Regions from separate parts of the Mus musculus genome. Here region 2 is linked to region 1. A link is a contact called in ENCODE Hi-C data. All regions are on one chromosome and are shown on one strand. The core of a region is the stretch at or near the end of the contact, and the rest is flanking DNA. Distances in the headings are between cores, read along the strand shown.

Evidence for each region. A loop is a pair of places that touch in the nucleus more often than their neighbours do.
Region 2: a map of T-helper 2 cell shows a loop between it and region 1 (2.0-fold over the local background). The contact joins two enhancer-like sites. A Hi-C loop is called at or near these places in 2 of 37 maps with a recorded cell type or tissue (T-helper 2 cell and adrenal gland).

The regions. Positions count from the first base shown.
Region 1 is chr13:37,617,809-37,623,391 of GRCm38, forward strand. It overlaps Gm40915 (a long non-coding RNA gene), which reads right to left. Exons shown (of 4, transcript XR_873251.2): 3 at 5,041-5,210; 4 at 1-77. Among named protein-coding and RNA genes, the nearest start is that of Gm40915, 7.0 kb to the right of the region's middle. Within about 2 kb of position 2,088, at least 1 of the 3 ENCODE cell types and tissues checked has a DNase peak (open chromatin) inside an H3K27ac peak, as active enhancers do.
Region 2 is chr13:37,437,455-37,442,945 of GRCm38, forward strand. No RefSeq gene overlaps it. Among named protein-coding and RNA genes, the nearest start is that of Gm4035, 5.1 kb to the left of the region's middle. Within about 2 kb of position 2,763, at least 2 of the 3 ENCODE cell types and tissues checked have a DNase peak (open chromatin) inside an H3K27ac peak, as active enhancers do.

The DNA.
Region 1 (5,583 bases), core at 838-3,337:
CTTCTGTCACTGCGCTTTTCCCCTGTCACTGGAATCTTCTCCAAGTCATAGAGAACACATAAAGACAGAGCTTCCCGCTGCAAAAGAAAGTAGAAAATACCAGAGCCAGGCATGTGAGGTGGGCGCTGCAAAGCCTTTGCATCTCTGGATGAGTGATGTGAAACTGGAAAATAGAAATCCCGGGTCTTCACGGAGCCGAAAGTGGCATATGGCCACTGGGATGAAATATAAGATACATTTTTTAAAAGTTACCATTATTTTCATGTAAACACACTACAATAAAGTAAAATTTTAAAATGATGCAGAATAAAATATTAAATAATAGCATAGAAGTCGTGGAAATTGAAATTGTCCAGTTGGCAGCCAAATGCTCAGTAGGTTCTAAATAAATAAAAATAATTTTCTTGGAATAGAAAAAAAAATAAGGCTCAAATGTATGTAAAATTTTAAAGTGAACAATAATATAATGAATTTTAAAATAGAGAGGGGAAAGTGAAATTCAAAAGTGAGTGAGTGGGGTGCTTGATACAGCTTAGTGGGTAGAAAGGCTTTGCAGGCAAGCCTGAGAACACGAGTTCGATTCCCGGTCCGGGTGCCCACATAGTAGAAGGTGAGAACTGGTCCCTACAGGTTGCCCTCTGTCCTTCTCACATGCACGAGTCATATACACACATGCAATGAATGAATAAATGTGATTTTAAAAGATTAAAAATGAGCAAATAAAAATAAAATGCACATGGGCCTAGGCCGATGGTTCGGACGGTAAACCGTTTCCTCCTAAGCATGAAGACCCAGATTTGATCCCCAGCACCCACATCAAATCAAAGCTGAGCATGGGGCCTGAAGAAAGGGCTCTGAGGTTAGAGAGCCTGCTGCTCTTCCAGAGGACCTGAGTTCAGTTCCCAAAACCCACGCCAGAGGCCTCACTACCGCCTGTAACTCCGGCTTCAGTGGATCCAAGGCTGCCTTCTGGCATCTGTGGACACTATGAGAGACACAAGAGAGACACTCGAAAGTAAAAAAAAGAAACCTTAAAAATAAAAATAAAACGGGTATTACTCTATGCACCTGTGATTCCAGTGCATTGCACAAGGAGAGGGGTGTAGCCTGCAGCTCACTGGCCGGCCATTCTGATCAGTAGAGTCAGGGAGACCCTGGATCCAGGGAAGAGCTTATATCTAAACACAAGGGAAGCAGCCAGGCATACTGGTTTACGCCTGTAACCCCAGCACTTGGGAAGCACCTGCAGGCAGATCTCTGAATTCTAGACCAGCCTGCTTCATACAGCAAGTTCCAAGCCAGCCAAAGCTCCATAGCAAGACCCCGTGTTAAAACACAAAAACAAATAAACACAACAACAACAAAACCTAAAACAAAAACAAAAAAATCAAGGTAAGCAACTCTTGAGGTGTAGGTGTGACAGGACACCTGGGGTTGTCCTCTGACTTTCACGTGTGCAATCACACAAATGCACAATTCAAGGGAGCTGAACTATAGATGCAGTCAGCCTAGGTACCTGCTGATGGATGAATGGATAGAGAGTGTCACACACACACAACATACACTCACTCATGCACACTCACATATACATACAACATACATTCGCTCATTCACATACTCACACAACACATACACACACAACACACACACACACGCACGTGCACACACACACACACACATACACACACACACAAATACTGCTTTTTTTAAAGACAGCTTCCTCTGTGGCCTAGGCTGGCTTCAAATGCCTCCTCCTCTTCCTCCTCCTCCTCTTCCTCCTCCTCTTCTTCCCCCTCTTCCTCTTCCTCTTCCTCCTCTTCCTCTTCCTCCTCCTCCTCTTCCTCCTCCTCCTCCTTCTTCTCCTCCTCCTCCTTCTCTTCCTCCCTGTCCCCTGATGCCAGGATTTCAGGTTAGGATCACCATGTTTGGCCTAAAACTTTAAGTTTTGTTTTGTTTTGTTTTGTTTTGTTTTGTTTTGTTTTGTTTTGTTTTGTTTTTTTCTTTCATCGGCCCTCTAGTGTGCAGCTGCCCTAGCAGGAAGAAGGGTGGCAGGAAGGGGTGGCTCTGTGACAGCCTGGCCTCCGAAAGTGGCGGCTTCTCAGTGGTTTTAAAGGTCACTTGCTGACCTGACCGTTGCTGAGACTGAGGAAACACACACAGGAAGTGTTATGCAAGTGAGCAGAGAGACTCACAGGCTCCTGCCAGGAGGTCTGAGCCGATGCTTCGTGCTTTGTGCCACCCTGTACAGGTTCCCACCTCAGGAGCCCTCCAGTACCACAGCTGTGGCCACAGCCTGGCCGGATGACAGACAGTCCTGTGTGTGTCCCCCCCCACACTGAGCTGACAGCTGAGGACTGGACAGGATGGCACCAGTCTCCACCAGCTAGGGACTTTTCAGAGCAGGTATCATGAGAGCTACTAGAGGACTTGTGACTTTTGTCCCACAGTCAAACTTCAGGATTGCACAAACCACCAGCCTGGAGTGACCTTGCCTTGTGGGGAAGCAAGAGGAGCCCAGGCTCCCACGCAGACAGTAAGTCCACAAGGGTACAGAGTACCAGCGCTCTGAGAGCTTAAAATACACCCACAGGAGGAGTGAGGCCGGCTGGCTGCTCACCTTGGATCTGCACAGCACAGAACAAAGGGAGCCCTGCCTTCGTGACAGACAAATCCAACCCCAAAGTCCCTTTTCACACACATAGCCCTCATTGGCCAATGGCTCTTTGGCCTTCCCCTCTTCTTCCTCTTCCTCCTCCTCTTCCCCCTCCTTTTCCTCCAGGCTGACAAGCAGACAGACCCAAGGTCACCCCATGTCTATACTAGCCTGACAGCCAGATGGCCTCCTTCATCACCCAGCCTTCTCTGCAGGCTACATCCCAGATAGGCTGGGAGCTGACCCAGCATCTTAGAAAATTCGAAAATTTACCCTTTCCTCTCCCTACCCCCACCCCGCCGCCAGCAAACCCAGGTCACTCCAGTTCTAATCTCCTACTCGCTTCTGCTGAGTCTGCACTGGTTTGGGACTAGATGGACCAAGCCCTGAGCTCTTTCTGCAATATTCCACATTTGACCACAGTAGGTCACCATGTGCTATAGAGGTGGCAGGGCCTAGCCTGGTTTCTATATCATTAAAAAGAGTTGCAGATGCCTTCCACTGGCTTTTGGTAACTCATCCAAAATCAGGAAACAGGAAGAAAACTGAGCTCCTGGAACTGTGGCCCCTCCCTCTCTTCCACCTGGATTATATGTTTCCTGTTCGTACATAGAAACTTCCAGAATGGTCAACATGGTGATGGGTGAGCCGGGCGTGGTGGCGCACGCCTTTAATCCCAGCACTTGGGAGGCAGAGGCAGGCGGATTTCTGAGTTCCAGGCCAGCCTGGTCTACAAAGTTAGTTCCAGGACAGCCAGGGCTATACAGAGAAACCCTGTCTCGAAAAACCAAAAAAAAACCAAAAAACAAAAAAAGATGGTGATGGGTGATGGGAACCGGTTTGACCATCAGCAAAGCTGGAGTGGTATTGGATGGGACGGTTTCAAAGTCACCAGGCTGACCTCAGAGCATCAAAGTGTGATCTTTTGACAGTGCAGGCTGATACTTTGCAGATAGTGCACGGTGGGCACGCTTTGTGAAAGTACTCTAGCCAGCATACTCCTGCTAAGTCAGCCAGGACACTACATGAGAAAGACGTAGCCCAAGGCCAGCACGCAGCTGCTGTGTGAGGACAGGAGTGACAGGGTACCATTCTGGGCATCTAAATATAATAGGCAATAAGCTTGAGTCACTCAGACTTAGACTTTATGAGCCAGCCATGCTTTGATGGCATACCAGGTCACAAACAGTTCTCTTCCTTGGGCTACACAGGCCCATCCTCTTGTTAGGTCCTCTCACACTCCCTCTTCCATCACATAAAACAGGATGATAAACCTGAACCATGATGACTAGAGATAGCAGATAGCAGCTACCTGAAGGAGACCCTGGACCAGGGCAGATATAACTATGGTGGCCTCAAGCCAAAAAATCACTCACAGAGCCAGACAGAGCCAGCTCTCCTCACTGTCACATGAAGAGAGAGAGACAGGCTCAAGACTTCTTTTTCTACTTGAAGCCTGGTTAGGCTTAGAGTTTAGCATAGCCACAGTGTCCTCTTGAGGCAGTGCACACTAGAGAAAGATTATTATCCCCTGGACAGGACAACATTCAAGGTGTAGGAATGATCAGACATTCACAGATATACACACACCACAGAGACAGAGAGATAGATACATATACACACAGACACACACACCACACTGATAGACACACATACACCACACATGCACACACAGATAGATACACACATAAAAATACACGCAGACATACACAGATAACCACACATAGAGATACAGACATTCACAGACACACACAGAGAGAGATAATCACACACACATACATAGATAGATACACAGACACTACAGAGAGACACACAGAAATCAACACATATAGAGAGATGCACACACATAGACACACAGAGATATACACACAGAGATGCACACAGAGAAATATACACACAGAAACACACACACAGAGAGAGAGAGAGAGACAGAGAGACCAGTTTCTAGCATCTACTTTCTAATTAAATGTAACAAACCACCAGCTAATTCATGCCATCAACTAACACGGACAATGTGGGTGGAGCCGCCCTGGGGTGTTAAAGCCTTGGACTTCAAGGCTCTTCGTGGTTGGCAGCCTCTCCACTCCTAGGACAGCTACAGGTCCTTAACAAAATGTCATGTCTGGGTCATCTACCCGGTCATATTGACTCACCAGTCAAACACTTCCTTTCTATTGTGTGGGACTCAGACATACTAGGGTTGAATGTAGTCCTTCAAGCATCATAGACTGGAAAGTTAACCTCCAGTTTCACACGCTCATGGTGCAGAGGTGGGGACTCCAGGAGGCTGTTAGGGCAGGTGGGAGTAGGAATCCTAGGATGGTATGTGTGGCTCTTAAGGAAGAGGAAGAGAGACCCAGACTAGCACATTTGTTAGTCTGTCTTACCATGTGCTGACTTCTGTCAGGTGACTGGAGAGATGGCTCCGTGGTTAGAAGTATTTGTGGCTCTTCTAGGGAACCCTAGCTCTGTTCCCAGTATTGATGCCAGGTGACTCAGAGTGCTTGTAACACCAGCTCTAGGGAATCTCACTCCTTTTCTTGGGTTCCAAGGGTACCTGAACACATACACATACAAATACACACTTACATAAACACATAAAAACTAGTAACAAAAAGAAAACTTTTAAAGTACTTTTATTTGTTTTAAACATTGTTACTCTTTTATTTATTTTGAAACAAAAAGTTGCAAAACACACACACACACACACACACACACACACACACACAAATTAGCCAAACCCAAAGTCTAAACAACTTAACCAACTTCTGCACAGCTAGAGTATATTTATATATTTTTAATAGTTTACTTAGCGTTATTTTATGTTCATTGGTGTGAGGGTGGAACTGAAGTTACAGACCATTGTGAGCTGCCATGTGAGTGCTGAGAATTGAACTCGGGTCCTTTGGAAAAAGAGACACTGAGCCGTC
Region 2 (5,491 bases), core at 1,513-4,012, 180 kb before region 1:
CTACTGCTATAAAATCTAGGCTCCACAAATAAGATCATCTGTAATATTTGTCTTTCTGGATGTAATTAAGTTTGTACCCCTTACTGATATCCACATACAAGCATTTTCTTGAAAATGGGGTCTTCCTCTTCTTCTTCTTCTTCTTCTTCTTCTTCTTCTTCTTCTTCTTCTTCTTCTTCTTCTTCTTCTTCTTCTGGCTGAATCCCATAGAGTGGAGCCACCAGTCCAGGAAAACAAACAAACAAACAAACAAACAAGAAAATTGACGCTTTTTCCTTTCAAGGCATGCAGCATCTACTGCCAAGACCCAGACCAGGAGCTATAGAAGACTCGGGAAAGCAGAGAGAATTGATGGGAGGAAGGGTGTGGGGTCCATGGATGTGAAGGGTACAGCTCATGAGAGTCAGAAAGTCATAGGGAACTGGAGAGGAGATGCTTGAACAAGACGTCCCAAGTGTCACGCCCCAGGTCAGAGAGCACCTGTTAGGGAGGTCTCTGCTTTAACGCCATTTCCCAGAAACTGGAGGCTCTCTGCATCCTGCTTTCTTGAACTTGGGTTCCCTCAGAGCCCAGACAATATACCACTAGCCCGGAGACAGTGGAGACAACTCGGTGGCCATGCTCAAAATGGCAGCGCAGATCAAAGGACTGGAAGGCCCATGGGGAACATCTGCTGTCCTCTAGATCACCGCAGAAACCAAAGTTCATCATAAGGGCAGCAGGTACTGATGTTTCTTTAGGCTCAGGTTTCACTTGCATGGGAGCTAAGGCTTGTGGGACACAGTCCTGGTGGAAATACTGTTATGATGGAATACTGTTTTTTCTAAAAGCAAATATAGTACACATACATACATACATACATAGCACCAATGATAAAGTTAGCACATAATGGTACCTATGGGGCAAGTCGAGAGAGCTAAAGGAAGTATGGATTGTGAATTACAAGCCACTCAACATGCGAGCAAATGGGCCAGCCTCCCGAACAAAAAATGTTCACATGGAAGTCATACCAAGCCCTGTGTAGTAGCGCAGGCCCCTCAACCCAGCCCTCTGGAGGCTGATGGGGGACCATCATGAATTGATTCCAGGTCAGCCAAGCTTGCAAAGCAAGACCTCTTAAGAAAATAAAGCATACTGGTGGCTCATGCCTTTAATCCCAGCACTTGTGAGGCAGAGGCAGACAGATCTCTGTGAGTTCAAGGCCAGCCTGGTCTATAAAGCAAGTTCCAGGACAATCAGGGCTACACAGAGAAACCCTATCTGAAAAATAAAACACAATGCAAAAATACTACACCAATATCCTGTCTTAAATTACACATTTTGCAGTGGGAATATTTTAATTGTTCCTATCCCTATTTTTTTTACCTGCTTGTGTACTTACCTGGGCTCTAGAATAATGCTAGCTTAACAAAGACTTTCCCACAGAGACAACCAGAGGCACATCCTGACAATTAATTCCCTCTCATGTGCAAGTGTTTCATAGCTAGCTCGCAGAGCCATTGGCAGATTTCCACAAGATTTCAAAAATAGCTTAATGGCAAGATGGCTCCCATATTTTTCCATGAATACATTAAAAACAGATTGATGATTATTGAAACATAAGGCACAGATCTTACCACATTCCACAGAACCTAAAGCGCTGTCTATATAGGAGATCTTATCTCATGAGGGTTCTCGGAAGGGAAAATATTGATACGGAGCCAGGCACATCACATGGATTCCCTAGTGCTTAGAATTCTTCTTTTCATCTTATTGGAGACTACAGCAAGGTGGCTCAACAGAGAATGTTGTTTGCCCCCAAGCTTGGTGATCTTGCTTTGATTCCCCACCTCTTGTGATGGACAGATAGGAGCCTTCTGCACACATGCTCTGTGGTGTGCCCACACACACTCATGCATAACACATGCACAAAATAAATAATCATGTAGAGACCTTGATTATAATATTTTTAAATTCTGCACCACGATGCCTATACAAAGAGGAAATGTAGGTAAACAAATGGGGCGGGACAGACCTAAGCCCCCTTTCTATTCACAATCTAACGCTGTTGAATCACTTTGAGATCATGTGATTCGTGTCTCTTTCCAGACACTGTTGTTCTGTCTACCAGCCAGTGAGAACTTCCTGGAGATTTTTAAGGTGGGTGTTGTCTTGGGTTAATGTGATCCACAGGAGTGATCCCAGAACTCTGAAGCCACAAGCGGGATTATAAGTTCAAAGATGGAGAGCTACACGTCAGTCTTCAGGATTTCCTTACAAACAAACCCGTGGCACCAGTTCTTGGAGCTTTACCGTTCCCAGAGGACCAACAGCATCTACAGCTATGCAACATAGAATCCCAGGCCGGCAGCAGTGTGGAGTCCTCAAGCTGTGAAGGAATTCCTCCTGCCATCAATAAACTGATGCATCAATGAAACATTCAACAGTTGCTTCTCTCTTGCCTGCTTTGTTACAGCCGAGTACACTGACAGTTACCCAAAGACAAACTCTAGGAAGCAAACAAAACCTGTCTCCCGTAACAAAAAAAGGTGGGGAAACCCAGGGACAAACCCATGATTTGAGATTACCATGCCCAGGACTCTCCAGGATAGCTCTTGCTCACCGGCAGCTGTGTAGGAAGCTAACGAAACAGCCAGGGTTCAGAAGCCCAGCGAGGCTTCTCTCCACAGAGGTGGAAACCGCACAGGCTAGGGTGGGGCTGTCTAGAGACACTCAGCTTACCTTACCTTGCTAAACTCCTCTCATGGCTCATCTGTAAAGGATGGGTGGGTGTAAAGCGTGCCTCTCAGGACTGTCAGAAGGGGTAAGCGAAGCACGTAAATGCCACTGATACATGCCAAGGGCATTGTGGTCCAGCCATCTTCCCCACACTCAAAGTGCAGTGCCAAGCATCGGCCTGGAGGCCGAAAGTAAAATAGAACCTTGCTGAGAGGCAGAAGCCTGTAGCTGAGCTCGCCTTTGTCAGGTGCCCAGAACTTCACAGGTGGGCACTAATTGTCTTGAGAGTTCTTCTTTCTCCCCCCCCCCCCCAGTATGCAGAGAAAACCGCAGCTTAACATTGGGGGCAGGTTGAGCATTGTTCTCCTCACTATCTTTTGCATTTGACCAAGAACAGTGGTGTTTTGAAGAACAATATTTGGACAAGACTCAGCCCTGTCCTATGCTGTCACTGCAGGAGATGCAGGCTCTTCGTGGGCAGAGACAAGTCCAGTCATGGGAAGACAGAAGGCAGGGGCACAAGCCACCCCACCCCAGTGCAGCTTGCCCTCAGATTTCCTCTCCCCTCCCTTTCTTAGACACACCAGCTGCAGCTTTCTCCTCCTGTCTTGTGAAATGTCCCAGTCCACTACAAGGCTCGTGCAAATGCAAACCTCGGCCTTCCAGGAACCTAGCAAACTGTCTGCCCTGGAGTCACATCCAGTAAAAAGGCGGGGCCAGGCCAAAGCCACAGCCACAGAGAGTGGGAAGCCCAAAGCGTAACCCCAAACTCAGCAAGACTTTCTCTTATGGCTTTGGCAGATCAACCAGTCATTTTGCCTTGGTTTCCCATCCCAGCAATGAGAGCTACAGGCTCGCTCGCTTCCTTTACAAGTGTGTTGTAGAAGAATGTGGGAGAAAGGCCGTTTTGCATGTACTGACGGATGGAATGTAGAGGGAGTGCAAAATACCATTAGGGCATAATTGTGGGCAAACTCCCAGCCCCACCCTTTAGCAAACCATATTCCTCAGAGACTGGTGTTTTGCCACTTCTCTGCACTGTTAAAACAGTTTAAAAATATAGTGGGCCATTCTCTCCTCCTCCCCCCACCCCCAACCCGGTGCTATTTTTAGTCCACGTTGGTTTATTTCTCCACTGTGGCAGCAGCATCCTTTCCCTTTGGGCATCTGTATCTTTTTTTGGTGCCCCCCACAATATCCCATTACATCTTTCTACTATTTAGAGAGCCCAAAGATTCAGGACTCAGGCCTGCCTGGTCTGCCTGAGCTAGAATTTACCCCAAAGCAGACAGAGACTCAACTCAGGAAGGGGGTACAGGGAGCAGGAGTGACAGAAGCGGAGGCATGAATGTCTTGTCACATAGCCACTGAGGAAAGTCTGGAGACATCTGGGAATTTATAGCAACCACTCGCTATGTACCAGTAGCATCACCAGCCTGCGGGGTGAGGAAAGGGGCTTTCATCCCTTGGCTGCTGTCCCCAGACCCTTTTGGTTCCTTGTTCCAGCATGAACACATGGGGCCTCTCAGGCTTTTCTCCTGGGGTAACAAAGGCTGCAGGACTCCGGTGGTAAAGACAGCTCAGTCGACTGCACGCCCAACCTGTGACTGAGATAAGACTCAAATCTTAGACAATAAGAGATAGACACTAGAGTTTGGATCTTAAAAGTCTCCCCGGAGTCTGGTGTGTTAAGGGTTTTTGTTTGTAACTTGAGTCCTTTTTGCAAGGTTGTAAAGATTTTAAAGCTTTTGAAAGGTAGGTAGAGTAAAAGTTAGGTTTAGAGAATGTGCTCTCGATAGGTGGGGTACTGGGACCACTAGCTGAGTCCTCTCTGCCGCTGGTCATACCCTCCTCCTCCTCTCCCTCCTCCTCCTCCTCCTCCTCCTCTCCCTCCTCCTCCTCCTTCTCTCCTTCCTCTCCCTCCTCCTCCCCTTCCCCCTCCTTCTCTACCTCTTCCCCTTCCCCCTCCTTCTCTACCTCCTCCTCAGCTCCCATCTTCTCTCCTCCTCCCCTCCCTCTCCCTTCCTCTTCCCCTTCTTGGCTGTCAGGAGTCCAGTGGCCTCCTTATCACGGCCTCCCACGGCCTTAAAAACAATGAAGCCCAATGACCACAGATTGCGACCTCTGAGCCAGAACAAACCTTCCTCCTTGGAGGATGCTTATCTCAGGGAAGGCAGACTCTCCAGCATAAGCAACCACAGCTGCTTATGAAGTAAGCCAGAAAGAGCCAAACATCAAGCAAGGCCAGCTCCTCGACAAAGTGAGTTCAAGGCCAGCTTGGACAATTAATGAGACTTTGTCAAAAAAAAAAAAATTAAAAGAAAGACATAAATCCGTAGAAAAGCTGTATTTTCTGTCAGGTATTTTGTCTCAGTGACAGAAATCTGATTAACACTTCAAACCTCCATCAAGAAAACCAATCCTGGGTCACGTTTCTGGCAATTTTCTTTTGTTCCCGTCCTTTCCCAGTCGGTGTTTTATGTGCAGCCAGAGAGAATCAATCGTGACAGTGGAGTGTGACACTGCTCCCAGACAGCCCACAGGGTCATAGCACCAAGAAGGGAAGGCCGGCTTCCCACTGGGAGGACTATTTTGCAAGCAGCAATTAAGGAGCTCTTTTTAAACTTGACTTTTGGAGGGGGCAGGGGGCAAGAGTTTCAACTGCTGGCTGCTGTGGTTGGGCCTCAGAACTCATGTTTAGAAACCCCAAACAAAATCTTATTTTACTACGTATATTTATCTACGCCTTAGAAAAACAGAAGAGCAGTTTCTT